Regions from separate parts of the Homo sapiens genome. Here region 1 is linked to region 2. A link is a loop called in an ENCODE intact Hi-C map of the cell type or tissue named here. Cell type or tissue: natural killer cell. All regions are shown on one strand. Links, peaks and the distances in the headings refer to the core of each region. The heading gives the core; the rest is flanking DNA.

Evidence for each region. A loop is a pair of places that touch in the nucleus more often than their neighbours do. Peaks named below come from ENCODE experiments on the same cell type or tissue, not always from the same donor. Only the 100,000 strongest peaks of a DNase experiment are listed, where the experiment ranks them.
Region 1: a loop joins it to region 2, with 4 times the contacts of the local background. A loop is called at or near these places in 6 of 110 quality-filtered maps.

Annotation. Positions count from the first base shown.
Region 1 is chr15:26,046,131-26,062,303 of GRCh38, reverse strand. It overlaps LINC02346 (long intergenic non-protein coding RNA 2346), which reads right to left. Exons shown (of 5, transcript NR_040082.1): 3 at 13,062-13,179; 4 at 10,077-10,276; 5 at 9,184-9,937. Among named protein-coding and RNA genes, the nearest start is that of TRE-TTC2-2, 28 kb to the left of the region's middle. In natural killer cell, for the core only: no CTCF peak of the experiment used is centred there; no DNase peak of the experiment used is centred there.
Region 2 is chr15:26,108,631-26,124,803 of GRCh38, reverse strand. LINC00929 (long intergenic non-protein coding RNA 929) reads right to left here and starts at 8,991. Exons shown (of 6, transcript NR_038852.1): 1 at 8,782-8,991; 2 at 8,520-8,624. LOC105370739 (a long non-coding RNA gene) reads left to right here. Exons shown (of 6, transcript XR_932005.3): 4 at 10,675-10,835; 5 at 13,031-13,406. RefSeq lists a silencer at 5,728-6,022. In natural killer cell, for the core only: no CTCF peak of the experiment used is centred there; no DNase peak of the experiment used is centred there.

The sequences.
Region 1 (16,173 bases), core at 2,870-10,869, 61 kb after region 2:
AATAGCAAACATTGCCACAAACATTAATAGTAGATAAGGTGTAAAAAAGACAGAGACAATAGATGAAGGGAGGGCTGTTTCAGAATAATCCTTGCAGGGTTTTATAGGAGGGATCTGCTGATTATTAAAGTAAATGGGGACAAGTGTAGGTTTTGAGAAAAGACTGATACTATAGCGGCATTCTCCCAGGGCTCGCAAATGGCCCTCTGAGTTCCATGAAAAGCAGAAGAGTTCAGAGGCATCTGCTAAACCTGACATATGATGCCTGATTGCATGACCCACCAAATGCCTCCTGAACAGTCTCCACTGGGAGCAGTATGTAGTTGATTAATTTTAAAAATTAATCAAGTAAAACATTACTGAAAGTATTAAAAGATACTCTGAAAGAATGTTAAGTCTAAATATATAAATACACATTATTCACAAATCTTGTGCAGTAGAACAAGATCTTTCTTTACTTTGAGTATGGTTATAATTCTTTGTTTTGCTTGCATTAAACATGCCCATAGTATTTCAACTCTAATGATCAGTTGGGGACCATTTAAGTGAGGTAAAAGATTTACAGACATTTGCAGAGCAATTTGAGGTAGAATCTTTCCAGATTTTTGTAAGTTTCCCCTCCCCTTGATGCTAACCTTGGCCATTAAATTAGCAGTCTTACCCATTATTCAAAAAGATTCAACTAATTTTTCACAGAAACAACTCTCTCTTCACATGTGTTTTTCTAGGGCTTATGTACTATTGCATTATATTGCACAATTACAAGAAAATGTAAAATGAGCATATGTAGGTCTGAGCTCAGATAAGACTCAGTGGTTGGACGCACCCAGTGGCCTTGAGAACTCCCTGTATGTGAAGTCTGATTGCTTTAGGAGGTGCCGAAGGGATCTGTGTGTTCAGGCTCCATCACATGGAGGTTGACTGAGGATACATCTACTGCACCAAGAGAGGGGAGCGGGAGCACCTACTCTCATCAGCTGTGTGCTCCAATGCAGAAACAGAGAGCACCCAAAGACAGAATGATACATAAGAGAAACAAAGAATGACCAACCGATTATGAGGCCAGTGGACAGCACAGAGAGAAGCAAGAGAAATGTCACAAAGCGTTCACAAACATTCAGGAATTTTAGCCATGGAATTTTTTTTTTTTTTTTTTTTTTTGGTTTATACAATGTTTAAAATTACTTAGGTTGGGAACAAGGGAAGTACATTTTTATCATTTGAATTACAATACAAGACTGTAATAGATTAAAAGCACATTTGCCTCTCAATTAACTCTCTGTGATGTTTTCATGCTTGTTTCTCTTGGAAAAACACTGTTGTTGAGTAAAGGTGAACCATTGACCAGGCATTACTTAAACAACAGCACCAGGTTAAAGGTGACAGAGAGCATAGGTGATACACTGCTCCACTCCCCACCTGCTCTAGGGAGACACAGCTCACTCCCAGGCTTCTTAAGAGTATCACATGAAGTAACGCATCTGAAAACATGTTGTTCTCCTCCCTTACCATGTGCCACCCTTGTGTTAGATTGTACCAAGATGCATAGCTAACATGGTGACTACAGGCACACCATAGAGATATTGCAGATTCGGTTCCAGCACCACAGTAAACAAATATCCCCAATAAAGCCAGTCACACAAATTTTTAAATTTTTGAGTACATGTAAAAGTTATGTTTACACTACACAGTCTATTATATATTATTATGTGTGTATTAGTCCATTCTCAAGCTGCTATGAAGAAATACCTGACACAGGGTATTTTATAAAGAAAAGACGTTTAATCGACTCACAGTTCTGCATAGTTGGGGAGATCTCAGGAAACTTACAATCATGGCAGAAAGCACCTCTTCACAAGGTGGCAGGAGAGAGAATGAGTGCTAGCAGGGGAAATGCCAGGTGCTTATAAAATCTTCAGATCTCGTGAGAATTTGCTCACTATCATGAGAACAGCATGGTGGAAACCACCCCCATAATTGAATTACCTCCCGCCAGGTCCCTCCCATGATACATGGGGATTAAAGAGAATTACAATTAAAGGTGAGATTTTGGTGGGGACACAGCCAAACCATATCAGTGTGCAATAGAATTATGTCTAATATAAATACTATGCATATCTTAACTAGAAAACACTTTACTACTAAAAAATGCTAACAATCACCCGAGCCTTCAGTGAGTCATAATCTTTTTGCTGGTGGAGGGTCTTGCCTTGATGTTGATGGTTGCTGACTGATCTCGGTGGTGGTTGCTAAAAGTTAAGATGGCTGTGGCAATTTCTTAAAATAAGAAAACAGTGGGCCAGGTGCCATGGCTCACGCCTGTAATCCCAGCACTTTGAGAGGCCTAGGCGGGTGGATCACGACGTCAGGAGATCCAGACCATCCTGGCCACATGGTGAAATCCTGTCTCTACTAAAATACAAAAAAATTAGCCAGGCATAGTGGCGGGCGCCTGTAGTCCCAGCTACTCGGGAGGCTGAGGCAGGGGAATTGCTTGAACCCGGGAGGCGGAGGTTGCAGTGAGCTGAGATTGCGCCACTGCACTCCAGCCTGGCAACCGAGCGAGACACTAAAATAAACAAACAAACAAACAAACAAATACATACATAAAATAAGACAACAGTGAAGTTTGCTATGCCGATTGATTCCACATATTTCTCTATAGCATGCAATGCTGTTTGATAGCATTCTACCCACAATGGAACTTCTCTCAAAATTGGAGTCAACCGTCTCAAACTCTGTCACTATTTTATCAACTAATTTATGTAATATTCTAAATCCTTTGTCGTCATTTCAAAAACGTTCTTAGCATCTCACCAGGAGTAGATTCCATCTCAAGAAACCACTTTCTTTGCTCATCCACAAGAAGCAGCCCCTTATCTGTTCAAATTTTATCATGAGATTGCAGCAATTAGCCACATCATCAGACCCCACTTTTAATTCTAGTTCTCTTGCTATTTCTATCATGTCTTCACTTACCACCTTCACTGAAGTCCTGAACCCCTCGAAGTCACCCATGAGGGCTAGAATGAACTTTTCCCAAACTTCCATTAATGTTGCTATGTTGACCTCTGCTCATAAATCACAAACAATAGCATCTATAATGGTGAATCCTTCCCAGAAGATTTTTAGTTTCTGTGCCCAGATCTATCACAGGAATCTGTGGCAACTATAGCCTTACAAAATGTATTTCTTAAATAATGAGACTAGAAAATCAAAATTACTCCTTCACCTATGGGCTTCAGAATGAACGTTGTGTTAGCAGACCATGAAAACAACATTAATCTCCTTGTACGTCTTTATCAGAGATCTTAAGTGACTAGGTGTATTGTTAATGAGAAGTAATATTTTGAGAAGAATCTTTTTTCTGAACAGTAGATCTCAACAGTGGGCTTAAAATATCCAGTAAACCAACATTTAAATAGCTGTGCTGTCATTTAGGCTTTATTTTTCCATTTACGGAGCACAGGCAGAGTAGATTTGGCATAATTCTAAGAGCTTGAGGATTTTTGGAATAGCAAATGAACACTGGCATCCACTTAAAGTCATCAGCTGCATTAGCCCCTAACAAGAAGATCAGTCTGTCTACTGAAGCGTTGAAGCCAGGTGTTGACTCTTCCCCACCAAAGAAAGTTCAAGATGAAACTGGTCATGGTGGTTCATCCCTGTAACCCCAGCACTTTGGAAGTCCTGTGCAGGAAGATTGCTTGAAGCCAAGAGTTCAAAACCAGCCTAGGAAATTTAGTGACACCCTCATCTCTGCAAAAAAATTTAAAAATTACCTGGGCATGGTTTAATCATTTCTCGCTTTTGATTTAAAGTGAAGGATGTGCAACTCTTCCTTTCACTTAAACACTTGAGGCCATTATAGGGTTATCAATTAGCCTAATTTCAATACTGTTGAGTCTCACGGAACAGGCAGGCCTGAAGAGGGAGAGAGATGGGTGGAATCGCTGGTTGGTGGAGCAGTCTGCACACACACATTTATAAATTGTTTGCTGTCTAATATAAGCATGGTTTGTGGCACCCCCCAAACAATTACAACAGTAATGTGTCTGAAATTGGTGGGCTCTTGATCTCACGGACTCCAAGAATGAAGCCCAAGACCCTGACCGTGAGTGTTACAGCTCTCAAATGTGGTGTGTCCGGATTTTGTTCCTTCTGACGTCCAGAGGTGTTAGAAGTTTCTTCCTTCTGGAGGGTTCACGGTCTCGCTGGCTCAGGAGTGAAGCCGCACACCTTCACAGTGACTGTTATAGCTCCTAAGGCTGCGCATCTGGAATTATTGTGCGTTCCTCCCCATGGGTTCGTGGTCTCGCTGGCTTCAGTAGTGAAGCTATGGACTTCCACGATGAGTGTTACAGCTCATAAAGTCAGTGTGGACCCAAAGAGTAAGCAGCTGCAAGATTTATTGCAAAGAGCAAAAAAAACGAAGCTTCCACACTGCAATACGTGACCCAAGTGGGTTGCCACTGCTGGCTAGGGCAGCCTGCTTTTATTCTCTTATCTGGCCCCACCCACATCCTGCTGATTGGTCCATTTTACAGAGAGCTGATTGGTCCGTTTTGACAGGGTGCTGATTGGTGCGTTTACAATCCCTGAGCTAGACACAGAAGTTCTCCACATACCCACTTGATTAGCTAGATACAGAGTGTGGGCACAAAGGTTCTCCAAATCCCCACCAGAGTAGCTAGATACAGAGTGTCCATTGGTGCATTCACAAACCCTGAGCTAGACACAGGGTGCTGATTGGTGTGCTTACAAACCTTGAGCTAGATACAGAGTGCCGACTGGTGTATTTACAATCCCTTAGCTAGACATAAAGGTTCTTTAAGTCCCCACCAGAGTAGCTAGATATCAGTGTCCACTGGTGCATTCACAAACCCTGAGCTAGACACAGGGTGCTGATTGGTGTATTTACAATCCCTTAGCTAGACATAAAGGTTCTCCAAGTCCCCACCAGACTTAGGAGCCCAGCTGGCTTCACCCAGTGGATCCTGCACTGGGGCCGCAGGTGGAGCTGCCTGCCAGTCTGGCGCCATGCACCTGCACTCCTCAGCCCTTGGGTGGTCGATGGGACTGGGCGCCATGGAGCAGGGGGCAGCGCTCATCTGGGAGGCTTGGGCCGCACAGGAGCCCACGGAGCGGGGGAGAGGCTCAGGCATGGCGGGCTGCAGGTCCCGAGCCCTGCCCCACAGGGAGGCAGCTAAGGCCCGGCGAGAAATTGAGCACAGCGGCTGCTGGTCCAGGTGCTAAGCCCCTCACTGCCGGGGGCTTGCGTGCCGGCTGGCCGACCTCTCCGAATGCGGGGCCAGCTGAGCCCACGCCCACCCGGAACTCGCGCTGGCCCTCAAGCAACGAGCGCAGCCCCGGTTCCCGCCCACGCCTCTCCCTCCACACCTGCCTGCAAGCTGAGGGAGCCGGCTCTGGCCTTGGCCAGCCCAGAAAGGGGCTCCCACATTGCAGCTGCGGGCTGGAGGGCTTCTCAAGCACGGCCAGAGTGGGCACCAAGGCGGAGGAGGCGCCAAGAGCGAGCGAGAGCTGTGAGGGCTGCCAGCACGTTGTCACCTCTCAGTAACATCAAAGATTACCAATCACAGAATTACAGATTACCGTAACAGATATAATAATAATGAAAAAGTTTGAAATATCATGAGAATTACCGAAATATGACACAGAGACATGAAGTGAGTATCTGCTGTTGGAGAAATGGTGGTGATGGACTTGCTCGAGGCAGGGCCCCCACAAATCTTGCATTTGTGAAAAAAAAAAACAAAAAAACAACTGCAGCATCTGCAAAGCACAATAAAGCAAAGCGCATAAAACAAGGTATGTCTTGAGGAGAGGAGGGAGGCTGTCTCAATCACTTTGGGTGTGAAATACACCTATGAAATGCCCTCTCCATTGTGCATACTCAACAACGCTTGTTAGGTTAAATTTAGAGACCTTCTGATGCCAAGACTATGCCTCTTGTATACACACTTTCATGATTCTAATGCTTTTTGATGATTGTATAACGATGGTAGGTGTGCAATAAATTGTAATCAAAGACACATTAATGGCTTATACTTACAGGTTATTTTCTCACAAAACACCAAAGGCGCTTAAGAACAGAAAGTTAGGGAACAGGAAAGATTATTTGACATCACATAAGTCTTTGTAGATAAATTACCCTTATCTTGTTTACAATACACATCAATTTTAATGATACCAATTTTTTTAAAGTTTCATTCACATCAGAACGAAAATTTGGGATAAGAAATAAGTATTGAAGATTTTAGTCTCATTTGAAGTAGATGTACAGAAAGTCTTCCACCTTCAGATTGGTTTACATATGCTGTGTATAACACTTCCCACAGCTGGGAGCTCAGGAAGCAGTGTTGGTGATCAAGAATCCTGTGTTGTCACTCACCACTCCTTAAGCTGCCCTGCATATTTGAACAAGTCAGGCAATGTGTTTCTTTTCCTCTATTTTACTTCACCTTAGCTATCATTTTTTTAAATGATGTATAAGGTATCGCTATTAACTTAATTAAATTTATTATATATGAGAAAGTTCATGGGTACCTGAGAAGGTAAAGAAAGTATCACAATTAAGAGGGTAATGAAATCCACTGTAATGACAGCTTCTGGATGTATAATAACTGGAGTATATTATAAATACCAGCTTCTTCATTGTACATTAATATCTTCCTGGTACTTCTCATAAATCTCCATCCCTTTTCTCCATCAATAATGGATAATGAATGAAGGTTCTTATTCCAAATTCTAGACTTCAGAAAGCTTATTTACAGAAAGGCTGAGCAGTTAAGTTTTTATCTTTCCATAGCCTGTCATCCAACACTTCCATTCAGTCCACCACTGTTGTTTTGGTGCTGACTGTTTAACTCATAAATTCCTGCTAGCTTTATCCCCTTTCTTCAGGGGACTCATTTATTCATTGGTACCCCCAAGCAGAAGAAACAGAGGAAAAATACTAAAATGAAATTTAAACCCATCCGTTTTCTTCTTGCTGAATGTAAATAAAAGTTTCTAAACCCAACCTTCTCCTCACCTCAATATCATGTCCAAATCTTACCCCTTCTCAGGGCTCCAACAATTTCCTCTCTCAGTGACTTCAAGGTGGCACTCATTCGTCATCTGCTGCTGCTGCAAACACTTGGCCCTGGCGTCTTGGAAGCAACTCAGGTTTGGTGTGTCAAAGCCATGCTCATACTCATCCCCCAAGCATCTGGACTTCCTTTTGGCTTCTGTCTTGGTTAGTGAAGCCACTCTTGCCCCAGCAGCCCAAGCTAATACCTTGAGAGGAGTCTGTGAAGTCTGGGTAGAGAGCAGGCTGTGGTGAGGTGGATGGAGCTCTGCCCCTGCCTGCTGCCCTCTGCCCTGGATCTCCACGTCCATTCCAGAAGACCAAGGCCAGTCTGCCCATCTCGGGTTCTTTCTGGCAGTTTCATGGTCGTCTGCTCAGCCTATAAGTGGCCTCCAATAGCCTACTCTATACTGTGGCCAGACTTACGATCCTAAAACACAGAGTGGATGTAGTGGGGTTTCTTCTTAGAGCCTTACATGAGTTGTCAGACCCAAGACAAGGGCTACAGCCTCACCCTGCCCCCATCACCCATCTCATTCCTTGCACCCCCACCACACCCCGTTTTCCTCCCTCCAGCCACTTGGAGCCCCAGGCATTCTTCTCTCCACTTGGAGCCCCAGTCATTCTTCTCTCCAGCTGGTGCCAACCTCCACTCTTCTCCATCATCCTTTCCTCCTTCTAGGGAGGTGCTGTCTCTCTCTCCCTCTCTCTCTCTCTCTGCCCAATGTTCACTGTTCATGTCAAGTGTCACCCATGTCCCCCCTTCTTTGATGAATGTATGGACTTTCCAAGGAAAATGTAATTGCTTTATCCTCTGGGCTCCCATAGCATTGTGTCCACACTGGCCATGGGGGGGAGGGGGTCCCATGGGATGGGGGCTCTCTCCTCTCAGCTGAGTGAACTCATCCCTACGCTAATCTGGAACATAGTGGTGGCAAGTAAATGTCTGTTAAGTGAATGAATGGAATTAATTTTTTAAAAAAGAGTGAATGCACAGCATTATCTATAAACAACAACAGTTGTATCAGGAATGCTGATTTGGGGGTTATTTAGAAATGTGAGCAATTCCCAGGCACTCTCTCCCCCATCCTCCCTCTATGCCCAGCAGTATACTACTGTTTCTGTAGCTGAACCATGGGCCCTGCTCTGAGGCTTTGGGGCAAGGGTAGGTATTAGAGAAACTTGTGTGGATGAGAGCGATGAGGACTCAGTGGAGGTGGGGAGCCTAGTGGAAGTACAGGTGTGGACAAAGACCTCTGTCCCTAAGAAATGTGGAGTTTCAGCCAGGTGTGATGGCTCACACCTGTAATCCCAGCACTTTGGGAGGCCAAGGTGGGCAGATCACCTGAGGTAAGGAGTTCGAGACCAGCCTGTCCAACATGGCGAAACCCTGTCTCTACTAAAAAACACAAAAAACAGCTGGGCGTGGTGGCACAAGTCTGTAGTCCCAGCTACTCGGGAGGCTAAGACAGGAGAATTGCTTGAACCTGGGAGGTGGAGGGTGCAGTGAGCTGAGATCCCTCCACTGCACTTCAGCCTGGGCCACAGAGCAAGACTCCATCTCAAAAGAAAAAAAAAAAAAAAAAGAAAGAAATGTGGGGCTTTGAATCCCCTCCATGCTTTGTGACTGTGGTCGTAGGATGTATTTCTCAGGGCCCCAGTAGGGAAGGACTCTCATTAAATCATCTCAATAAAGTTGGAGGGAAGGATTGATTCTATGAAACTCTCCACATTACAGACCTCAAAACTTCATTGGGAATATAAGACATAGTTTCTCAGAATCTGCCTTTTCTCTTCTTTCCTTCTTTATTTTCCTTTTTCTTTCTTCTTTCTTCCTCCCTCTTTCTTTTTCCTTTTTCTCTTTCTTCTTTCTTCTCTCTCTCCCTATCTCTCTCCCTCTCCCTTTCTCCCTCTTTCTCTTTCTTCCTTAAATCCTACCCACCAGTACTCAATATTCCCAATAGCCTGACCCCAGCAACAGCAGCTCTGACTAGAGACCAGCTCTCCAGTTCTCATGAACAGGTACCCACATTATTAATGCAGGAGCTTCCAGCTGGGATCTCTCTAGTTAAATAAAACACAAATCCAGGCTTGGTAAAGAGAGATTTTATTTAAAAGATGTTGCAAGGGACAGAAGGGACTCTTGCAGTAGGGGGGACACTCTGGCCATCATAGCAGTCTGCAAGCAGGTCCGGGGTTAGGCAAAGAGGGTTCATCTTTCACAGGGAGGAATGAACAAAACTAGAAAGAATGGGGTGTGAGGATGTAGGGTGAAAGGGTGATATATTTGGACAATGGATCAGGGAGAGTCCGAGGTCAGCCTGCTGCAGGAGGAGCTACTAAGGAGGGGTGTGTGCTGGCTCAGGATGAGGACAGGACACAGGGCAGGTACATGGGGAGGGAGAAGAGCTGAACCAAAATCTGGTTAGCAAGAATGTTGTTCCGATTGACCAGTGGGAACAAAACAGCTCATCAGTTATGAAGCAAAGAATCGGAATTTGGAAGGGCTGTGTGTTGGCTCATCATAAATGAGGGGACATCATGAGTCCTCTACGTCCTATAAGGAAGGCTATTTTTTGCAGTGGGCCATTCCCTAGAATGCAGATGGCTCCTTAACTTCACTGTTTTCCAGGATCACAGGGCTTGGGCAGAGCTCAACACAGTCTCCATCTGGCCAGTCAGGGGTTGCTCAGCTCCTGAGCCCAGGCCGCTCTGCTTCTTAGCTATTTTTGCCAGGTGTTGCTATTGGCAAGTGCAGCCCAATGACTGCAGATCCTGGGAGGTGTCACGAGGCCGCTGAATGCCTCGCCTCATGAGTCAAGGAACTTCTGCGGCCCCTTCCACTGCCTGCAAAGGAAGATTTTACAAGGATAAGAAAACACAGTGAGTTAGGGGGAACCACAACAGTGGTGATATTTTATTTACTTCTCAACATAGCCCAAGCTCCTTGATGTAAACAGTATTTTATTGCAGTGAGTGTGCATACCTGAAATTCATTGAGGGAAAGGATGTGGCACGTAGCACAGGTACCATCAGAGAAGGCAAGAGAGAATCCTGTCAGCAAAGAGCCGGAGGGGAGGAGAAGGGAAGGGGGTGCCCCTGCATCCACCATGTGCTCTGGCCTGTGCCAACAGATAGGGCACCTCAGGCAGGTCATTTGATCCTTCTGCAGCTCATTTTCCTCCTCTGCAAAGGGATAAACACAGCATGAACTTTATAGGGTAATTACGGGATTAAGTAAGTTACTATACGTGAAGTCTTTAAAACAGGGAGCCACTTCGCAGGCATTACATAAGCACAGCCAGGAGCAGCAGACGCAGCAGTAGTAGTACTAGCTAGGAACTTCATATTAACGCTGCAAATCTCTGCAGAGGAGACGCTTCCTGCACTTATTAGGAAGGACTGTAACTGGTCACATGTCTGCACCCACCTGAGACTGTGAACTCCATAAGAAACAGAGACCATGATGCTCTTATAAATGACTGCATCCCCGGAACATAGCACTGGCCCTGGAACATCACAGCCAATGAAAATGTGTGTTGAATGTACACTAGTGGGTAGGTAAATGGATGGACAGATGAATGAATAGAAGGAGGGAAAGCAGGAGGAAGGAAGGAAGGAGGGAAAAAGAAAGGGAGGGGGAGTTATACAAAGAGATGGATGGAAGCAGGTACAGCACAGAGGGAGAAGGACAGGGAGGAAGAGAAGGAGAAATACTAGAAGCCTCTCTATTTCTTAAATCATGTGGCAGATAATGCTAGGGTTATTGCCTTTTATCGTGAAATATGTTTTGCAGAAGAGGAAAAAAGGGAGGTGTTTTATAATTGGATTTGACTAGTATTCTGACCTAATTTTTAGATGAAATATACCTGCTTTTTGCTGGGTAGCCAGGTGTTTAGACTGAGCACACAAGGCTTCCTGAGTCCTTCCTCCCTGTTCCCTTTCAGCCATAGTACCTTTGTTTCGCCTACGTTGTCTTACGTGATAAACTGTTTGATTGGCTGGCCTTGCATTTCAACTTGGCTTCTCATTGGCAGCTTGCAGTTTCCAGGGAAAGCTCAACAGAGTGGGATGAGGGGACAGCTTGTCTTTCATTTTCCCATAAATTCTTGCTTAATGGTTTCCAATAACATTTTCCTTCAGTGATTATTCTGTCACTCGTTCCTGAATGCAGTTTTCCACCACTGAATTGAAACTGTTTGCCTTTTCAATTGACAAATTATATCAGATAAATGCCACCCATTACTGCATAAACAATTAAGATCCTAGAAAGATTTGCTCAACTGCATTTTGTTTGTGACTGGTTTAGAATTTTCTGATTTTGTTTGTATATGGCAATCGCAGTCACCTTCCCTGCCCTGGGTTGCTTTTTCTCTCAACCATATATTTGCAAAAGGTTTGCTGGCCTTGCCCCCCCAGGATATGAACAAAAAATTGCAAGGAGTTGAGTGGGCCTGGGAGCATGCAGATAAGAATGCTGGACATGACCTTGGAAGTTCTCCAACCTCCCCAAGTTGAGTCTTTGTTTCTACATGTGAAAAATATGCACAGTGAACCCCAAGCCACCAGGGTGCCCGGAAGATTGGACTGAATCTTGCATTTAGAGAAAGCACTCAGGAAGCAGTGGGACTCAATAAATGGACATTTAATCTGGATCTGAGTTGCACTACCTGCTTTTAGCAGCTGGAGAAGCACGCTGGAGCTGTCCACGGAATGCTCCGCTTTGCTAAGATAATCATCAAAAAAGGAAAGTGCAAAGCGGGTATCCATTCCATAAATCACCAGTTTGTCAACTCACTGTCCAGCCCTACAGTGATTGTTTGACAAAAACAAAAAGGTTCACAAAAGACTGCACATGCCTCAGAGAGCAGGGCAGTGTTAGCAGGGGAAGCTCAAGCTCCCAAAGTCCGAGCTTCACTAAGGGTGCTGTGAGTTGTCAATCACACATCCTGTTCCATATAGTTGTGGCGTATACCCTCCAGGAATTGCTAATTTTTAAAATTTGAAATGCAATAAAATCACTTAACAGTAAAACTGCACTGAAATAATTGCTTTCATTCATAAGGCATTTCAGTGTCTTGCAGGGCCTCATGTGCTCATTCATCAACGAGCCTCCGGCTTGTCACTGTGAAAATCAATTACCTCTGTACTAAAATGCTGTCATCACCACCATCAATAAACAAGCATTAGGTATCTACTGGGTCTGAAATGCTCCTAATAGGAACTATTATATTTTAATGAGAGAAGAGGATTTTTTAAGGCCCTGATAATATAATGCCAGATAACATATATCACAAATGATTTGGAACATTCTATATCATATGCGATTTTAAAAATATTTTTATCAGTATCCACCACACTGGTACAATTGATTTAGAATTGCTTATGATCTATCCATCTCTGCCACTATTTAGGACTGGAGTTGGGTAGGGTAGGGTGTGCTGGGATAGCAAGGTACAGCTCATTCATTCTCCCATCGAACACACTGGCATTACTGTGGGCCTACTCAGAGCCAAGCACAAAAGGTTCAGGCCTGAGCAAACATGACGTGGTCCTTGCCCTCAAAGAGGCTTGAGACCAGCAAAAGAGCCACAGCACGACAGGTGACATTGTCACAGTGGTGTGAGCTCCAATGAGCGTCTCCAGGAGAGTGAGCCACGGAAGGCCTGGCCTGGTTGGTCATGATAAGAGTTAGTGACCTGGAAGGGTTGTATGGGCCCAGAGGGAGCAAAAAGGACCCAGGAAGGGAACACAGATCAGTGAGGGAACCCAGCAAAATTGGGGCTCAGAACAAAAGTGGTGAAGGTGGCTGGGCACAGTGGCTCACACCTGTAACCCCAGCACTTTGGGAGGCCGAGGTGGGTGGATCATGAGGTCAGGAGTTCAGGACCAGCCTGGCCAACATGGTGAAACCCCATTTCTACTAAAGATACCAAAAAAAAAAAAATTAGCCAGGCATGGTGGCACAAACCTGTAATCCCAGCTACTCAGGAGGCTGAGGCAGGAGAATGTCTTGAACCTGGGAGGTGGAGGTGACAGTGAGCCGAGATTGTGCCAGTTCACTCCAGTCTGGGTAACAGGGTGAGACTCTGTCTCAAAACAAGAAATAAAAAACAGTAATTAAAAAAAAAAAAAAAGAGTGGTGAAGGTGAGGCGAGGCGAGGCAGGGTGCCCAAGGTGCGGGGCTAAAGGCCTGGCATGTGTGGGGTGGGAGGGGAGAGGGGATATGATCAGACCCTCTGGCAGCCTTTGGGGAGAGCAGACTGGGAGAAGAAAGAGCAGGTGCCCAAGCACTGTGTGCACACTCTACCAACAATGAGGCAGCATGGCCCCCCGAGGCCCTGGGGCCCAGGGAGAAGCGGGGTGGCTGACAGATACACAAGCTGCTGTGCAGCAAACTGAAGGAGGACAAAAGAAAACAAGGCAAAAGGAAATAATGGCAGCACATCATCCTGAAGCCCAACTTGACAGGTGGGTCCTGGTGCCGACTGGGCCATAGCGATCTCTTCTCCAGCAACAGTAAGAGGTGGCTTAGCCCAGCACATCCAAGGGCAGGGCACCCACACAAGGAAGCAGAGTTGAGCTTGCAGCAATGCCCCTCCCTTGTTGCCTAAGGATGCAAACTCCTGATGAGAGGCCAAGGAAGATGTGGGAGGAGAACTACAGCCCAGAGGTAGGAGGAGGAGAGGGACACCAACCACCAAATCTTTTCAAAAAGGAAGCACAAGTATATGTGATGCGTCTGTAGGATCCTAAGGACAGCAAAGAACCCAGAAAACACAGGAACCCACTCCTCTGGATCCAAACCAAAGCCCTGATGCATGAAGCCTGGGTAATAGCACCCTGGCTGTGCAGAGGTGCAAGGAGCTTAGCAAACCTTACCACACTAATGTCATTCTCCAGGTGAAACAAATGGACCCTGTTCTGCTCCCGGGCTCCTCTCTGAGTCCCTCTGAAAACTCTCTTTGAAAAAGTACCCCAGTTTCCAAGTCTGGAATCAGCACAAACACACCGGCATCCTAAATGGATCCAAATAGGAGTGTCTGGTTTCCAGTTCTTCCTCCAAATGGCAGCCCACATTTTCCTTCCTCCTGCCTATAGGTTGAAGTGTCACCAGGATACTGCACAGACAGGGACATCACTTCTAAAAACAGATGTGGGATCAAATAACATTCATGTAAGCCAAAAATCATTTTACTTTGTCTAGGCTGATAACTAATTCTACCTTACTTGGGTTATCAAAGTGGCACCAGAGACAACCCACAGGAGTTCTAGTGTTTCTAAAGCTCAAGATCTGTGACAGCCAAAGAAAAACAAAAACAAAAACAAAAAAACACCCAAATAAGCCCCAAGGAGGGAGGCAATTGTGTACCAGCTCCCATAGCTAGGACTGCCACAACCTAAATGTCACTACCAGAAGGCTTGCTGTTTCACGGGAGTGCAAAATGCCCGGAGAATTTAGAGCTCCTCTGATCAATCTCTGGGGACAAATGTCCTCAGGCGAATTTCATGCTCATGTGAAACATTGAGTGAACCACCGTTTATTGCAAATCCAAGTTTTTTTTGGTCTGTTTGTTTTGAGATGGAGTTTCGCGTTTGTCCCCCAGGCTGGATTTCAGCTCACTGCAACCTCCATCTCCTGGGTTCAAGCGATTCTCCTGCCTCAGCCTTCTGAGTAGCTGGGATTACAGGCAAATGCCAACACACCCAGCTAATTTTTGTATTTTTAGTAGAGACAGGGTTTCACCGTGTTGGACAGGTTGGTCTCGAACTCCTGACCTCAGGTTGTCCACCTGCCTCAGCCTCCCAAAGTGCTGGTATTACAGGCGTGAGCTGCCGTGCCTGGCCTCATGTCCAAGTTTATTTCAATTAAGGTGGAAGCATTCCAATAGCTTTTCTTTTTCCAAGTTAAAGTCAACTCATTGTAGATCTTACCATGTTTTTATGGAACTGCTCTTCAAAATTTGATCAGTATGAATCATTTTATGATGATACGGTTTATGATGAAGTGGTTTACTGGAAAATCTTATGGGAGAAATGTATGTGTGCCCTGTTGTGAGTGCCCTAGTTTGGAGACCTTGGAAATCCATCATAACCTCAGTTATTTATGCAGCACCTGTTTTCTGAGAATGAACTAATCTCCTAATTTCATACCTTTACATTGCAGTTTGCAGTGATTAACTGGCGCACCCTGTCCCATCATGTCATCGTATTGCTTGGCGGTAGTATGAGGTCACTTCCCATGGCATCAACAGCTAGATGAGCCTACTATGTCCCTAAGGGAAAGGTTGCAGCTAGTTCAGGGCACAAAGACGAAACATTCTTAAAATAAACAAGTAAACCCAGAGGCGAATAGAAGACAAGTTTTAGGAAAATACTTGCTAAAACTAGAAAGCAAGATGGAGAGGGCTTAGGAGAAAACAAGACATGTGAGTATTGATAGGAACACTGAGGATGGGTCCTTCTGAGCCAGGATCCCACAGTTCTGCCTCACCGGCACCACACTGCAGGTCCGGGAGTTCCGCAGCCCTCTGGATGGGCACGAGAGGACAGCAAGCGTGTTCCTGCACTGCCTGGAGAAATGCAATACTGAGGCTAAGAGCCAAGGTCCTGGAAAGCCTCGCAGCCCAGACCAGACCAGGGGCTGACCAGGCCCTGCAGAAGGGCTTAGCAAACACCCAGGTGAGGTGGAGAGGCTCTCAGGGTAGGTCCCAGCCCCTCAAGCACACACCATATAGAAGAGAGCCCCGCCTCTCAAGCTGCTGGGAGCTCCTGCCTGAGTAAACCCATCCTCCAGGGAAGGAGCCTGAGGGGAGATCTTGAATTTACCAGAAAACCCAGAAATTGACAGATTACTTTTTTGTATAGTTTTCTTTTTTCTTTTTTTTTTTTTTTTTCCGAGACAGAGTCTGTTGCCCAGCCTGGAGTGCAGTGGCACAATCTCGCCTCACTGCAAGCTCTGCCTCCCGGATTCACGCCATTCTCCTGCCTCAGCCTCCCTAGTAGCTGGGACTACAGGCGCCCACCACCACACCCGGCTAATTTTTTGTGTTTTTAGTAGAGACAGGGGTTTCACCGTGTTA
Region 2 (16,173 bases), core at 4,841-12,840:
TGATTTGTTGCTGGAGAGAGCTGGAAGTCTGGACATTTTAAGGTGGATCTTATCTGCTGAGGGGCTAATAGCATACATGAGAAGTCTAGTCCCAGAAATCAATTTTATCCCTATTCAAATACTGAATTGATTACAAAAAAAATGATAAAGATATTCCAGCACTTTCAGAGGCTGAGATGGGTATATCACTTGAGGTCAGGAGTCCCAGACCAGCCTGGCCAACATGGTGAAACCTCGACTCTACTAAAAATATAAAAATTATCCATTCGTGGTGGCCGGTGCCTGTAGTCTCAGCTACTCAGGAAGCTGAGGCAGGAGAATCGCTTGAACCTGGGAGGTGGAGGTTGCAGTGAGCCAAGATCGCACCACTGCACTCCAGTCTGGGTGACAGAGCAAGGCTCTGTCTCAAAAAAACCAAAAAGATAAAAATAAGGTACAAACATATGCTTTGCAAAGATCTATAAAAGTCTTCTGGGCCGGGCGTGGTGGCTCATGCCTGTAATCCCAGCACTTTGGGAGGCCGAGGTGGGCGGATCATGAGGTCAGGAGATCGAGACCATCCTGGCGAACACGGTGAAACCCCGTCTCTACTAAAAATACAAAAATTAGCCGGGCGTGGTGGTGGGTGACTGTAGTCCCAGCTACTCGGGAGGCTGAGGCAGGAGAATGGCGTGAACTCGGGAAGCGGAGCTTGCAGTGAGCCGAGATTGCGCCACTGCACTCCAGCCTGGGCGACAGAGCAAGACTCCGTCTCAAAAAAATAAATAAATAAATAAAATTTTAAAAAGCCTTCTGGACAAATATTCAAGATATTAACATCACAGTCTTTTTATTTTTGAGACAGAGTTTCGTTCTTGCTGCCCAGGCTGGAGTGCAGTAGCGCAATCTCAGCTCACTGCAACCTCCGACTCCTGGGTTCAAGCGATTCTCCTGTCTAAGCCTGCCAAGTAGCTGGGATTACAGGCATGCACCACCATGCCTGGCTAATTTTGTATTTCTTTTCTTTTTTTTCTTTTTTCTTTTTTCTTTTTTTTTTTTTTTTTTTTTTTGAGTCGGAGTCTCGCTCTGTAGCCCAGGCAGGAGTGCAGTGGCGCGATCTCGGCTCACTGCAAGCTCCGCCTCCCACGGGGTTTCTCCACGTTGGTCAGGCTGGTCTCAAACTCCCGACCTCAGGCGATCCACCCACCTCGGCCTCTCAAAGTGTTGGGATTACAGGCATGAGCCACTGCGCGTGGCCAGTGTCACAGTTTTTTAAGGAGTTAGGAGTTTCTGCCCACACGAATCTGGCTGTAGCCTCTTATAACAAACCTGGTGAAACCAGACTCAAGATTACGTCTTCTCGTTCTGGTAAATCTCCTGAATTCAGCCTCCATTCAAAACCAGGATCATCATTGCAAATTTTCTTTGCCAGCAGGAAGTTTTCCCGTCTCCAAAATCAGAGAACCAATGGCAAATGCCAGGCTACTCCGTGCTTCCATCAGCTTCCCGTAAAATTTTTAAATCGGAACACATTTGCATCTTTGCTGAGCTTCCTTTCAGCGTGTCCACTGACTCTGCCATTAGTATTGGAGGCCTCACTTGTTATGGTTATAAGGCTTCTACCAGTGGCAGTGCACACGAAGCTCTGCTGAGTGAAGGACCAGCTGCTTCACAAGTCCTGTTGGATGTGTGGTGCAGTAGGCCGGCGGAGACATATAACTTGCCTAAAGTTTTCAGCATAAGTGTCACTGTGACCTTGACTTCAATTCTAACTAAAAATCTATCTTATTTTTGCCTCACTGTGAAAACTCTCTAATGATAATAATAATAGACTCGTTGAACACATGCAAGTTTCAGACATGAATAGACATGTATCCAAAGATATACAGTTGGCCAATAAGCACATAAAAATGCACTCAACGTCACTTATCACTAATGCAATGCAAATGAAAACCACCATGAGGTCCCATTTCACACCCATTAAAATGACTACTATAAACAAACAACAGCAAAAAAAAAACACATAAAATAACAAATATTGGCAAATATATAGAAAAATTAGCACCCTTGTGCATTGCTGGTGGGGATGAAAAATGATGCAGCCACTGTGGAAACAGCATGGAGATTCCTCAAAAAGCTGGACATAGAATTACCATGCGATCCAGCAATCCCACTTTGGGGAAATATCCAAAAGAAGTGAAAGCAGGAACTCACACAAATATCTGTACACCACATCCCCAGGCGCATCATTCACGATAGCTAAAAGATGACTAAACAGTGGAAACAACCCCAATACCCACTGAGGAATGAATGCATAAACAAAATGTAGCCTACCCATACCAAGCAATGTCATTCTACCTTAAAGAAGAAGGAGATTCAGACACAGATGAACCTTGAGAACATTATGCTACATGAAATCAACTAGTCACAAACGGACAAATACTTTATGATTGGATTTAGAGGAGGCAGCAAGAGTAGTCAAATTCATAGAGACAGTTGAATGATGGTTTCCAAGAGCTTGGGGAGGGGGAAATGAGGACTTGTGTTTAATGGGTACAGAGTTTCAGTTTTGCAAGACGAAAAGAGCTCTGGAGATGGATGGTGGTGGTGGTCACACAACTAAGTTAATGTACCTAATGCCACTATGCTGCACCCTTAAAAGTGGTAAAGATAGTACATTTTGTATCACGTGTACTTTAGCACAATTTTAAAAATAGCTAAAAAAAATGAGCCTGGTGTGGTGGCGGACGCCTGTGGTACCAGCTACTTGGGAAGCTGAGTTGAGAAGACTGTTTGAGCCTGCAAGGCAGAGGCATGGTGGATCATGCAACTTACCACCTTGTTTGTACTCTTAGAACATCCCCTCAAGACAGCTGTTATCAGCCTGTCATGACAGATGAGGAGATGCATCACACAGGCTGATGATCCCAGCGCCCACAGCCGGACACTGGACCCAGCACATCCAGACGACAGCAGAGATGACACTACCAAGAGCACAGAGGGTGGTGCAGGTGCTCCGACTGGCAATAGCAACTTGCTCCTTAGGAAATGGGCCTCAGACTCCTGTGCCTCCAGCCCTGAGACCTGAAAGGCCCTCCCAACAGGGTTGGAAGCGGGCAGGGAAGCCATTTACCATTTAGAAACTATGAGGCGCAGTTGCTGAAGTTTCCAAGCATCTCATTTCTGCTGTGAAATAGCCATGCAAGAAGGAAAGTGGAGGTGGAGGTTGCAGTGAGCCAAGCCGAGATCATGCTGCCCCAGCCTGGGTGACAGAGCAAGTCTCCGCCTCAAAAAAAAAAAAAAAAAAAGAAGAAGAAGAAAAAAAAGCTGTCTGCATGGCATGGTAAATGCTGGCAGTCTGAACCTTGCTCTTTGTGTGTCATGCCAGCAGACAGACAGCTGAGCTTCTGCTCAGGTAACTTGATATTTAATGAGTGTATATTTCTCCTCTTTGGTATTTGCCTTAAAGTCCTAACATTAATTACATGGTGTGATTTTATTCACCCAAGAAATGCTAACCGATTAACTACTACGTGCAAGAAAATCCTAAATGGTAAAAATTTTATATCTTATTCTTAAGAAATCTACATCCTCCTAGATTTGAATTTCCATCTTCTCTCTGCATTCTTTTAGGTAGACCAGATAGAAGAGACATGTGTAAAGATGGCATCTAAAAGGCAAACCAAAAAGAACAGGTTCTGCACAGCCAACACCCAGTACTTAGAGTTTAAAATGTGAAATTATTCTCTGAGGCCAGGCATGGTAGTTCACGCCTGTAATCCCAGCACTTTGGGAGGCCGAGGCAGGAGGATCACTTGAGGTCAGGAGTTGGAGACCAGCTTGGGCAACATGAGGAACCCCTGTGTCTATAAAATAATACAACAACAACAAAATTAGCCAGGCATGGTGGTGCACACCCGTAGTCCCAGCTACTTGGGAGGCTAAGATGGGAGGATATCTTGTGCCCAGGAGGCCCAGGCTGCAGTAAGCTGCGATTGCACCACTGTACACCAGCCTGGGTGATGCAGTGAGACTCGATCTCAAAAAAAAAAAAAAAAAAAAAAAAGGCTGGGGGCGGTGGCTCACGCCTGTAATCCCAGCACTTTGGGAGGCCGAGAAGGGCGGATCATGAGGTCAGGAGATCGAGACCATCCTGGCTAACACGGTGAAACCCCATCTCTACTAAAAATACAAAAAATTAGCCGGGCGTGCTGGCGGACGCCTGTAGTCCCAGCTGCTCAGGAGGCTGAAGCAGGAGAATAGCATGAACCTGGGAGGCGGAGCTTGCAGTGAGCCGAGATCACGTCACTGCAAGCTCCAGCCTGGGCGACAGAGCGAGACTCCATCTCAAAAAAAAAAGAAAAAAGAAAAGGGAAAAGAAAAATTGTTTGCAATTGTTTCCAGCCATTGTAGAGGCTCTTAAGGAGATTTCCCTTTCGAAGTCAATAACAACAACAGTAGTAATACACCTGAGGATGGCTAGCAGGGAAGCGTGAAGCGTGGTTAACGTCAACACAGGAAAACAATTTCCTCCGTGATCCATCAAAACAAACGAACTTAGAAATAGACACTGTAAGAACCCAGAATACTGAAAGTATTGGGGTGAGAGCCACACTCTAATGCGGGAATCCCGTGGCTGTAAGGAAGCCTCTTTGGAAGTCTTGCCTTCTGCAAGTAGAACTGGTGGGGGTAAATGTGAAATTGGTGAAGAAGGAGGCGATCTGCCATTTTTGGAAGTCTTTAATTGCAGGCCAGATTCTGAGTAATGATACCCTGTTGCCCTACCAATCCTCAGATATATTTAACCACAAATTTATTTTTATCACTTTTGTTTTAGCCATTTCAATGGGAGGAAGTCATCTTTTGTGTCCTCTTGTGATCTTCTGTGATATGTTTTGGAGAAAATAGCTTAAGTGCATTTCACACCTATAATTTTATTGCTTGGAAAGGACCCCAGGCCTTGGCAGACCAGGTGATGAGATCCTGTGCTGACGAGCCCGTGGTCACCCGGGGTCCTGCTTCCGCAGCCAGGCTGACGTGGAAATGACCACATTCACGTTTCTCCCACATAGAGACACTTGGATTCCTGTTCTATTTTAGGCTCATGGAAGGTTCCAAGGGTGATTGATATTCCCCAGCATGTACATGGGATCTCTTTTCCATCTCTTTCTATGCTACCATTCTATCCATTCTCATGCCCACTCCGCGATTTATTCGTATTTATCAAAGGCAGATTTGCATTGCCGTTTCTAAAATGCCATTTCTTTCAACCTAAGTTACCACCCCCACTGCCTCTGCCACCTTCTGATTGTGGGTTGATTTGTGTGTCTCCACGTTCACTCACACGCCTTATGTCATCAATCCTTAACTGGGGTGGGCTGTCAGTCTCTTTTTTTATTAGTAAAAGTACATGTATGATTATTTCTCTCCTTATTTGATGTATTATTTCAAACTACTAATAGTTATAGGGCACCTATCAGCTTCTGTCTTTATAATGAGCATTGGAAGTTCAAAGATAAAAAAAAATCTCGTGGAGTTTATATTCCACCCTTTCTTTTGGTGCCGTGGCATTTGGTGAAAATAAGCATGGCTCTCTTTCTCCTGTGTGAAGGCTCTCCCTGCTCCCACACAGAAGGCACAGCAAGCAATGTGGCTGAGACAGGCCGCCTGACTGGAAGGGGCATGGCCGCGTCATGGCCTTCCAGGATCCTGGCAAGTCTTGTTTCCCACGTACGGCCTATCGTTTCCTTCCCGTCCAGGAACCACTTCCCTTCACAGTCACCTGGAGCATTACGCAAAACCATCCCACCTTGAATAAGTGTGAGCATCCCAAATGGCTGTAGCCTCCCTTCTCTGGGCATTCCTGGGTCAGCCTGTTGCCCACAAACCCAACAGGAACTCAGTTTTTCTAATCCCTGTACTTTCTTCACCTTCCCAGTGAGCAAGCTTAGATTCCATGATTCACCACCTCCATCACATATCTCTGCTAGCCTTACCTCCCTTGCTGCTGGTCTGTCTTCCTGTCACACCAGCAGACACACACACTGCACCAAACATCTTTGATTTCTGTACTCTGACGCTTCGACATCTGGGGCCCTGCTGACCCTGCAGGGACTGCCCCTCCCAGGGCGAGCTAATTCCAAGACAGGGTAAACAACCTGCCAGTGGGTATGCTTTTCAAATACGAACAAGCCAATCCCAGCCAACACCCCCGACCACGTCCAGCCATGACTGGACTCTCACACTGGGCCACCATCCCCCTTCCCACATCACCCCAGGGCTGGGTACCAGACAACAAGGGAGATTCTCTAGGCCCCAGAGCCCACAGAGATTGTTCTCACAACTCAATCTAAACCTGCTGACCCTGCCTTGCCTGTTCTTTCTCACTAAAAGTGCAGTAAAGGTTTCCATCCACAGTCCCCACTTGCCGTCTGACTCCTGGCTGCCCCAGTGCTTCTGTCTGGCCCCCACCAGCATGCAGCATGTCATGCTCCTCCCCTTGGGAACCACAAATCACAAACTATCTTGTCAGTGACAACCATCACCAGATCTGCAGCCTCACCATACCTGAATAATAATAAAGCCTGTAAGGCCAAGGCCAGTGGATCACCTGAGGTCAGGAGCTCCAGACAAGCCTGGCCAACATGGTGAAACATCATCTCTACTAAAATATACAAAAATTAGCCAGGCATGGTGCACGTGCTTGTAGTCCCAGCTACTCGGAAGGCCGAGGCAGGAGAATTGCTTGAATCCAGGAGGTGGAGGTTGCAGTGAGCTGAGATCGAACCACTGCACTCCAGCCTGGGCAACAGGGTGACTCCGCCTCAAATAAATAAATAAATAAATAAATAAATAAATAAATAAATAATAATAAGGCCTGCATTTTAAAAAGCAGACTGCCACCCCAAGAAAACCAAGTATTTCCTTGCCAGGAACTGGCTTGGGAGCAGCCTGGCGATTCTGAAGAAAACCACCTAATAAGGCTAACTGTGTTCACAATGAATTTACAATGACTAACAGGCTTAACACTCCTGCAAACCCCACTCACTTCTGCCAATGACACTAAGACAAGGGCTATTTCAAATCTTCTGCCTCTTCCCATGTCTCCCACCTGAAGGAAATAATGTATACAGTGGTCCATTTCCAAGACAAAGTGCCTTGAATGGGCTTAGGTCAGCAAACTACAGAAGAAAGAGGATATACTAGGCCGCTGCTTGGATAGCAGATGCCTGCTTGTCAGCCTTCCCCTTCTTCCCCTTCTCCTGCACCTTAGTTGCCCTCATCCAAACCAAAGAGGTTTAGTCTAAGATAAAACTTTACTAATCTGCAAGATAGCTCATTTTGTCTGTTCTTACCAGCCTGCCCAGCTACTTAGGTCATAAGTCAAATACTTGAAGAGCCCCTGAGCTAACTAAGATTGCAATGCATTGTGGGTTGCAACAAAATGCAGTAAGACAACCCTAAAGAAACACCTAAAGCCTCTACCCAACAATCAATAGATGACATCCAGGAAGATTGTGACCTCATAGTAGTCAGCCTATGAGAAACCTGGGGAGGGACCTGCGTGCTAGGGCATAAATTGCTCGTTGAAACTATGCTGGGTATGCCTCCCCACCAGACACCTGGTTTTACAAGTCTGTCATTAAAAGTCTCAGTTTCGCTAATGTTTTGGAAGACTTAAATGATGACTAGATCCATTACCTTATTTAATAAGAAGATGAGCATATCTTTTATTTATTTATTTATTTTGAGATGGAGTTTTGCTCTTTCGCCCAGACTGGAGTGCAGTGGCGTGATCTCAGCTCACTGCAGCATCCATCTTCCAGTTTCAAGTGATTCTCCTGCCTCAGCCTCCCAAGTGGCTGGGATTACAGGTGTCCACCATCATGTCTGGCTAAATTTTGTATTTTTAGTAGAGACAGGGTTTTACCATGTAGGCCAGGCTGGTCTTGAACTCCTGACCTTGTGATCCACCTGCCTCGGCCTCCTAAAGTGCTGGGATTACAGGCGTGAGCCACCACGCCTGACCAAAGATGGCCATATCTTAATCATATCATTTCTTCAGCAATTATTACTTAGATTTATTCCACACAAAGAACCTTTCATAATCAAATATTTACCTACCCTAAGGCATGGTTCTGAACAAGAAAGGTAGAGTAAATATTTTATTTTTTTCAAGTCTGTTTCCAGAAGAATGAATTTTCTGCATTGTAAACCAACTTTTAAAGTTTTGTTATAATCCCATCTTTGATGTAGTTTGGTCCATTGCCTTTTGCTCTTAACTGCCTCCTCCGGCCATCAGCCTTGGATGTGGATATCAACAAGCACAGTTCGTTCCCTAGCTCACCCTCTGACAGCCAAGCTCTTTCCTAGGTCTTGGGAGACTAGCCCAGTCAGTGATCTTCCCTTCCAATGAAAGAGATTTTCATTTTTATACAAGGGTTCATGCTAAGTTCCCTCTCCCCGATGGGTCAACCCAAAGCTGGAGTCTGCAGAAGTATGTGAGGAGTCCATATTCAAACACCTGGGCGGGCCTTTACCTGGACTAAAACCAGGGTTGTGCAGGAGCTGGCTTGCATAGGCTCACAGGAGGTGACTCTGAGTACCTCTCCCAAATTCTGTCTGCAGGGACAGCACTGCGGTAGCTGGAAAACAACCAAGATGGAAGTAATTATACCGTGGAAATTGGCAAACACTACAAATCAGAGCTGTTCCTCCCTGGAGATCTGCTATTAAACATTTACTGCACACTCCTGCAAAACCTCCGCAGGCCACCCCACAGCAGCGTGGGTTTCTACCTACCTCTGATTTTTCTTTCTGTTTTTGGTTCCTGGGAATTTCCATTTGCTTGTTTCAAATTGGCTGTATTTTTACATTTAATGACATATCAAATTCAGAATGCATTTGTATTGGTAGCAGGAAAGAAGGCCTTCCCAGTGTGCCACGTTGTCAGAGACACCTCTAAGCCACGGCGAGAGGGTCTGGAGGTTGATGGCGTGTGGGTTGGGGAGGGAGTGGCTGAAGAGGGCCGAGAGTGTTCCGGGACTGGGGAATCATCTGTCTGCTGCTCCCTGCACACAAGGGTTTCCATGACGCCCTGACCTAGTGGCCTACATTCCGATAGGTTTTGAAGTTTCAAAAGACAATAGTAACCACACAGCATGGAGAAAAGTGCTGGGAAAGGCACCAGAGAGTGCAGAGTCCAGCTCAGGATACACCGGAATCTACCATATGGTAAAGGGAGCTTTGCAATCAGTGAGGAAAAGATAGGTTAGGCCTCAAATCATTATTTTATTAAAACAATTTTTAAAACAAAATATTTAACTCATTCCTTGCAACAGATAAGCTCCAGATAAAATACATTTTAATTTTAAAAAAATTATAAAAGTAAAATAATACAAGCTAATTTAGGTGAATATTTTAATATTATTTTCACAAGCAGCCAAAGTTTAAACACTGACACATCATCAAAGCCAGAAGCTATAAAGAAGAATATCCATGGGGTTTATCTATAACTTTTTAAATATCAATTTTTTTTTCTCATGGATAAGATTAAGACAAATAGCCAACTGAGTTTAAAATATCTATAATAGGCCAGGCGCGGTGGCTCATGCCTGTAATCCTAGCACTTTGGGAGGTCAAGACAGGCGGATCATTTGAGGCCAAGAGTTGGAGACCAGCCTGGCCAACATGGGGAAACCCCGTCTCTACTAAAAACATAAAAATTAGCGAGGTATGGTAGTGTGCACCTGTAATCCCAGCTACATGGGAGGGTGAGGACCGAGAATCACGTGAACCTGGGAAGGCAGAGGTTGTATTGAGCCGAGATGGCACCACTGTACTCCAGCCTGGGTGATAGAGCGAGACTCCATCTAAACAAACAAGCAAACAAAAAAACCCCTAAAAAACTACAGTATTATATGGATTGTTTTCAACTTTCATTTCAAAATTATTCTAAAGTTTATGAGACAATAGAAAATAAAACTTTGAAAGAGAAAAATGATACAGAACTTGCATCAGTGCACATAAAGTTTATCACGAAGGTACAATTACAAAAGTATTATTCCAGCACAGAAATAGATTGGCACCCGGTAAAACTGCATAAAAGGACAGATACTGACCCCACTGTATCCAGGGAGTTATAAGTAATAATTTTTGCTGGTGGGGAAAGGAAGAGTCATGCAATAAATGATGCTCAGCCAATTGGTTAATTCCAAGGAGAAACGTTAAGCTAGATTTCTCTGTCACAAGAAACACTAAAGTTGGCTGGGCATGGTGGCTCATGCCACCATAGAGCAGGCGGTTGGGGGTTGGGGAGGCAGTCTGAGGTGAAGCCAGCTGGATTTTTAGTTCGGGTGGGGACTTGGAGAACTTTTCTGTCTTACAAGAGGATTGTAAAATGCACCAATCAGCACTCTGTAGCTAGGATTATAAAACGCACCAGTCAGCACTCTGTGGCTAGCCAGAGGTTTGTAAAATGCACCAATCAGCACTCTGTAGCTAGCTAGAGTTTGTAAAATGGATCAATCAGTGCGCTGTAAAATGGGCCAATCAGCACTCTGTAAAATGGACCAATCAGCAGGACATGGGTGGGGACAAATAAGGGAATAAAAGCTGGCCACCCGCAGACAGCAGCGGCAACCCGGTGGAGTCCCCTTTGACACTGTGGCGTTGTTGTTCTTTTGCTCTTCACAGTAAATTTTGCTGCTGCTGTCTCTTTGGATTTGGGCCATTTTTAAGAGGTGTAACACTCACTGTGAAGTTCTGTAGCTCCATTCTTCAAGTTAGCGAGACCACGAACCTGCCGGAAGGAACCAACTCCGGACATAGCAGATCAAGAAGGCAGTCAGAAGTGGGTAAGGACGTGGCCATCAAAGAGTACTGAGTGTTAACAATAAGACCAAAAGTAAAGGAACAGTGTAGTTCTACGGTTTTTGCCTAAAAATCTGTATATGCAGCGGGGATTTTTACAAAGCGTAGGAGATAAAGTATCTATGTGATACGAGGGATTCTTTTTTGGTGTTGAGTTGTTTGTGATTTTAGTATCTTCATGATATTGTGTTTCCTACAATGTTTTGAGTACATCTTTTTAGTAAACAAAAATGGGTTTATTGGTTTCCTTTTTTAACTGTACGTTGAACATATATCCTGAAACACCATCATGCTGAAATCAATGAAAAACAATAGAAAAGTTAAAAAGTATATTTTAAGTGAGTGGGGAAAATCATTTCTGAAAGTGCAGAGGCTGGAAAAGAAAACAGGGACCAGATTGGCAAGAGCCTGTAGCCCCGCCCCCTTCCTCAGGACGCCTGCGACCTCCAGGGGAAGCAGCCAGGGCATGCTGAGGCTCCAGGCCAGGGACCTACCCAAAGGGCACAGACCGGGGCGGGGACCAGTCAGGAAGGACCACCGCAATCACAGGCTGGCCTGGGGCGGGTGCTCTGAATTCATCGTGGCCTGCTATCTCAGAAATCTCCAGGGGAGCATTTACCCCAAAGAAGTCCCAGAATGACAGTGGGCTCCGGCCAGATTAACCCTGGAAACGTCATGGTGAGCAAAACAAGCAGGAATGAGTAACCGGAAAGAATAAATGTGTGTGTCCATGTCGATGATTTCCAAAAATATGAAAATTTTAATCATAAATTGTTTACAGGTATGTGTGACAAAAATTTTTTTTAAAAATACGTATAGCTTCAAAATGTAGAACTCCTAATTCTACATAGTGGTAGCTCTAAACTTCTCTCAGAAAGAGACAGATCTAAACCATTACCAATGTAAAGGCTTCAAATTCACAATCCCCAGGACTGCATTTATTCAGGAGGGCATATGCTTTGCTTTTGAACACACATGTAATTTTTAAAATAAATTATTCTCAACCACAAAGGCAATCATAAATTTCAAGAAGTTAACACCATTAAAACCACATTTATTTTCACAAAGCAATAAAATTAGAAAACAAACAAACATTTACATAACTCTTAATTAAAAATGAAATAGAAGTAGAAATTGCAAACCTGTGTAACTGAATAATAAATAAGAGCGCCTCTTCAATCCTGTGAGATGAAGGAGGCAAAAGACACTTTGAGAACCATGAGTATTCTTAAATGCATTAATTAGATTCAAAGATGCATTAAAAATAAATTAAGCTTTCCGCTCAAGAATCCAGGAGAAAGAACAGCACAATAAACCCAAATAAATTAGAAGAAAATTAATAAGGAGAAAAACAATTTAATTCAATAAAAACCCACAGACATAACTTTGAGATAATCAGCACCAAAATAATATTTTATGAAATCATCAATAAAACAAACTTCGAATAAGTAGAATAAACAACAGGAAAGACATAAGTAATGTAGGAAGCAAAAGGTACCCAGCAGGGTCAGGCGTGATGGCTCATGCCCAGAATCCCAGCACTCTGGTAGGCGGAGGTGGGAGAACCCCTTGAGCTCAGTAGTTTGAGAGAGGCCGAGGTGGGAGGATCCCTTGAGCTCAGTAGCTTGAGACCAGCCTGGGCAATATGGCGAAACCCTGTGTCTACTAAAAATACAAAAATTAGCAGGGCCTGGTGGCAGGGACCTGTAGTCCCAGCTACTTGGGAGGCTGAGGTGGGAGGGGACAGAGATTGCAGTGAGCCAAGATCATGCCACTGCACTCCAGTCTGGGTGACAGAGCGAGAGCCTGTCTCAACAACAACAAAAAAGCACATAGCGGTGCCGAGGCAGCAAGGATTTATGTGTTATAAAAGATTTATATGCAACTTTAGTTCAATAAAAATAAGGGTCAGCTTGGGAACTGTGGCCTATGTTGGCAACTCCTCTCCATCCTATTTTATTCCTGCAAGAGGGTTTCCTACTACACAACGATTAAATGTGTCTTTTTTGTGATAACTCACACTGAAAAGTAGACATTTTAAGTAAAGAATATGATTGAAAATGAGAGACTTTAGCAAGAGACAAAGGGCAGATATATAAACTAGTGTGCTCACACCTAGGAGGAATATTAGCGTGGGTCACAGCCTTTCTCCCTATTTACATTCTACTTAAATAAACAGGAGGTACATTTATGCCAATAAGAAGATGAGTTGTGATTTGGAAAACCGTGGGGCAGGAGAGGGCATGCAGCATCGTCAGTCATTCCTGCCAGTCAGCACCCTGATTGATGACCTACAAAGCCGCAGCAGCCAGGAGAACACAGGAGCACGCTAGAACGTCCAATCCAAAGGAAAAACAACCTATACTGTAAAGTGATCGTGCTCATCTCAGTGTGTGACAAGGAAGACGATGGCACCTGGTTCCAGGAGCCGAACGTTTCCACATCCCTGTGAGGTAGCTGTCTTCTGCACATTCTTTCTGGGGCATCAGCATCCCACTGTCCTCAGAGGCTTTGAAGTTAGTCTGGTACAGAGGACGTCACATGTACAGCAACAGGTAACCCGGCTGGGGAGGGTGCGCTTCCCGGTCACCCACCGCCATGGCACGTGGCTCTGGCACCACTGCCAAGTCTCTTGAGTTCTCTGCAATTCCTCAAGGGACTCTGTGCTCAGTTTCTCTGCAGAGAAGACTGCAGAGCAGGAAGTAACTCCCAGAAAGGATCACTTTAAGGACAGATTTTCCTAGCAATGACCGCCTCCTGGTACACAGGCTCCGTTTAAGCCTCGTGAATTTTCAATACAAAATTTCCAGAAGAAAGATTCAAAAGCTGCCTCCATGGCTCATTCTTAGATGTTCAATAAGCACCGTGATCTCGGCTCGATTAATTGGAGAGTATTTGGGGCTCTGGCTCAGTGACCTCCTTAAAGCAGACCAGGAACACCTCCTTGAAGGAGGGACAGTTGGCACCCCTCAAACTGGCTGTGCCCACCCATGAGGTAGAGATCCCCCAGCTGTAATATCCGTGGCCAGAACACTGCCTCCCATTTAATATTGAACGGTTATGTGTGTGAATCCCTTAATACCTGGGGTGGCGAGAAGAAAAGCACATTAACAGCTCCAGGTCAACCTAGGGGATATTTTAGAATTATTTGCCAGGAAAAGATTTTTATTGAAAATAATTCTTACTTCGGGGAGTTCACCTGCTCTCCCCAAGAGCAGCCCCCTTGATGAACCAAGGAACCCCAAACTTTCTTGGCCTGTCCTACATCTGCTCATTCACTCCAGGTGTCCCCACTCCCCTACAGATGGTGGACCCGCTGTGTGCCTGTCTAACCCTAGCGCCCAGACCGCTGCACTCATCTGTTGCTGACCAGGCAAAGTAAGCTCGCAGCATTTACCAGCTCAAGGTGATGGTCACATGTGGCCTTTTGGTGTTGGGGTACAACAGGATTTAATCTTAGGATGCAGGTTTAGAAAGTCGCCTGTGTGTTGTTGCTTGCCAAGTAACTCAGATATGAACATTGTGCTGATAAAGACCATGTCAAGCTTCTCATTGTCATTCTTGAGTTCTATAGGGGAATTGATCCTAAGTTGTAAGGCTATATCTGTTTTCCTTGGGACTCAAGCATGTTTATTTCAAAATATAATCTTTCATAAAATGTATCTCAGTATATAAATACTGCATCAAATATCACAAGCCATTGTAGAGACCTACAGAGAACATGGTCATGAGCCCTCCACCCTCTCCTCCTTCTTATCTCTAACAGTTCTACTGCAGGGCTCATTTTAACCTGGTAAATACTGTTCTAAAACTGTTCGTTATAAAAATATGAATACATATATGTGTAAATAAATGCCATCATATATTCCCATCTGTAAACAGATGTGTTTTTCATAGTTTTTAATGACCTAATTTATGTTGAAAGGGTGATAAATATACATAGTATAAATTTCAAATGCTCCAAAAGCATATACACAGGTGTATTGGGTTGAACAATGTCCCTTAAAAATTCGCATCCACCCAGAGCCTCCGAATGTGAGCTTTTTTGGAAAGAGGGCCTTTGCAGCTGTAACTATTCTAGAACTTCAAGATAGCATTATCCTGGATTTAGCATCAGCTCTCAAGTCGTTGACCGGGGACCTCATAAGAAGAGGAAAGCGCCCGGAGGATCACCGAGGGATGATGGCCATGTGAAGACGGAGGCAGAGGCTGGAGAGACGCTGCTGCAGAACCAGGAACCCCAGAGGCCACCAGAAGCTGGAAGAGGCAGAAGGATCCTCCACTGGGGCCTTCAGAAAGCTCCGGGCCCTGCCGACACCTGGATTTCAGATTTTAGCCTTCAGAACCATGAGAGAATGAATTTCGGTTGTTTTAAGGCCTGAGTTTGTGATCATTTGTTATGGCAGCCACAGGAAATAAATACAAAAGGAAAGAATGTAACACACACAGCCCTTGTCTCTTGTCCCCCACTTCCTTTCCTGAGCACTCACTGAGTAGTTTCTCATCTATCTTTCTAGAACCTTCACCTCCACGTGCACTTTCAGCAGATGGTGACAGTACACTCTGTTCTGCCCATTACTTCATAATAAATCTTGGCTTTCATCACGTATTAATTCACTGTTTCACTCTTTATGGTGGCCGCACAATCTTCATTTAATTATTTTTCCTAATCTTGTGCTGCCACAAATAATGCTACAGCAAATGCCCCTGCACACATACCATGTGCACATGTCTGAGTGTATCTATAGGCTACATTCCCAGCAGTGGAATCACTGGGACAAAAAGTGGATTTTTTTTTACATTCTAGTAGTTTTGGCTCAATTGTGTTCTGCCTGCAATATATACAAGTGCCAAGGTCCCTGCACCCTTCCCAGAAAGGCGTGCCCTCACCCACCTTGATCTTCCATAATCTAGGTGAAAAGTGGCATGAGCATTTGAGTTGACTATTTATATAGATATGAACAATTTTTAATTCTTTTCCTGAAAAAGGTTAAAATCCTTTTTTATGTTTCTGTTTGCTGGTTGAGGATTTTATTGAGTTATAGGAGCTCTTTGTTCAGTTAGGAAAACCGTATTTTTCTGTGATATAAATTGTGTATAACTTTCCCAGTTATTTGTCTTCTGATCTTGTTTATGGTGATGGGTGATTGTCAGGATTTTTTTTAGCTGTATGTATTGATTTTTTCAAAGTTTTTGTTTTATGCTGCTATGTGTTATTTACTATGGCAAAATATACACAACATGAAGTTTACCATCTTAACCAGGTTTAAGCATACCATTAAATGTATTTAATACAGTAGTAGTAAATATAGTCACATTGTT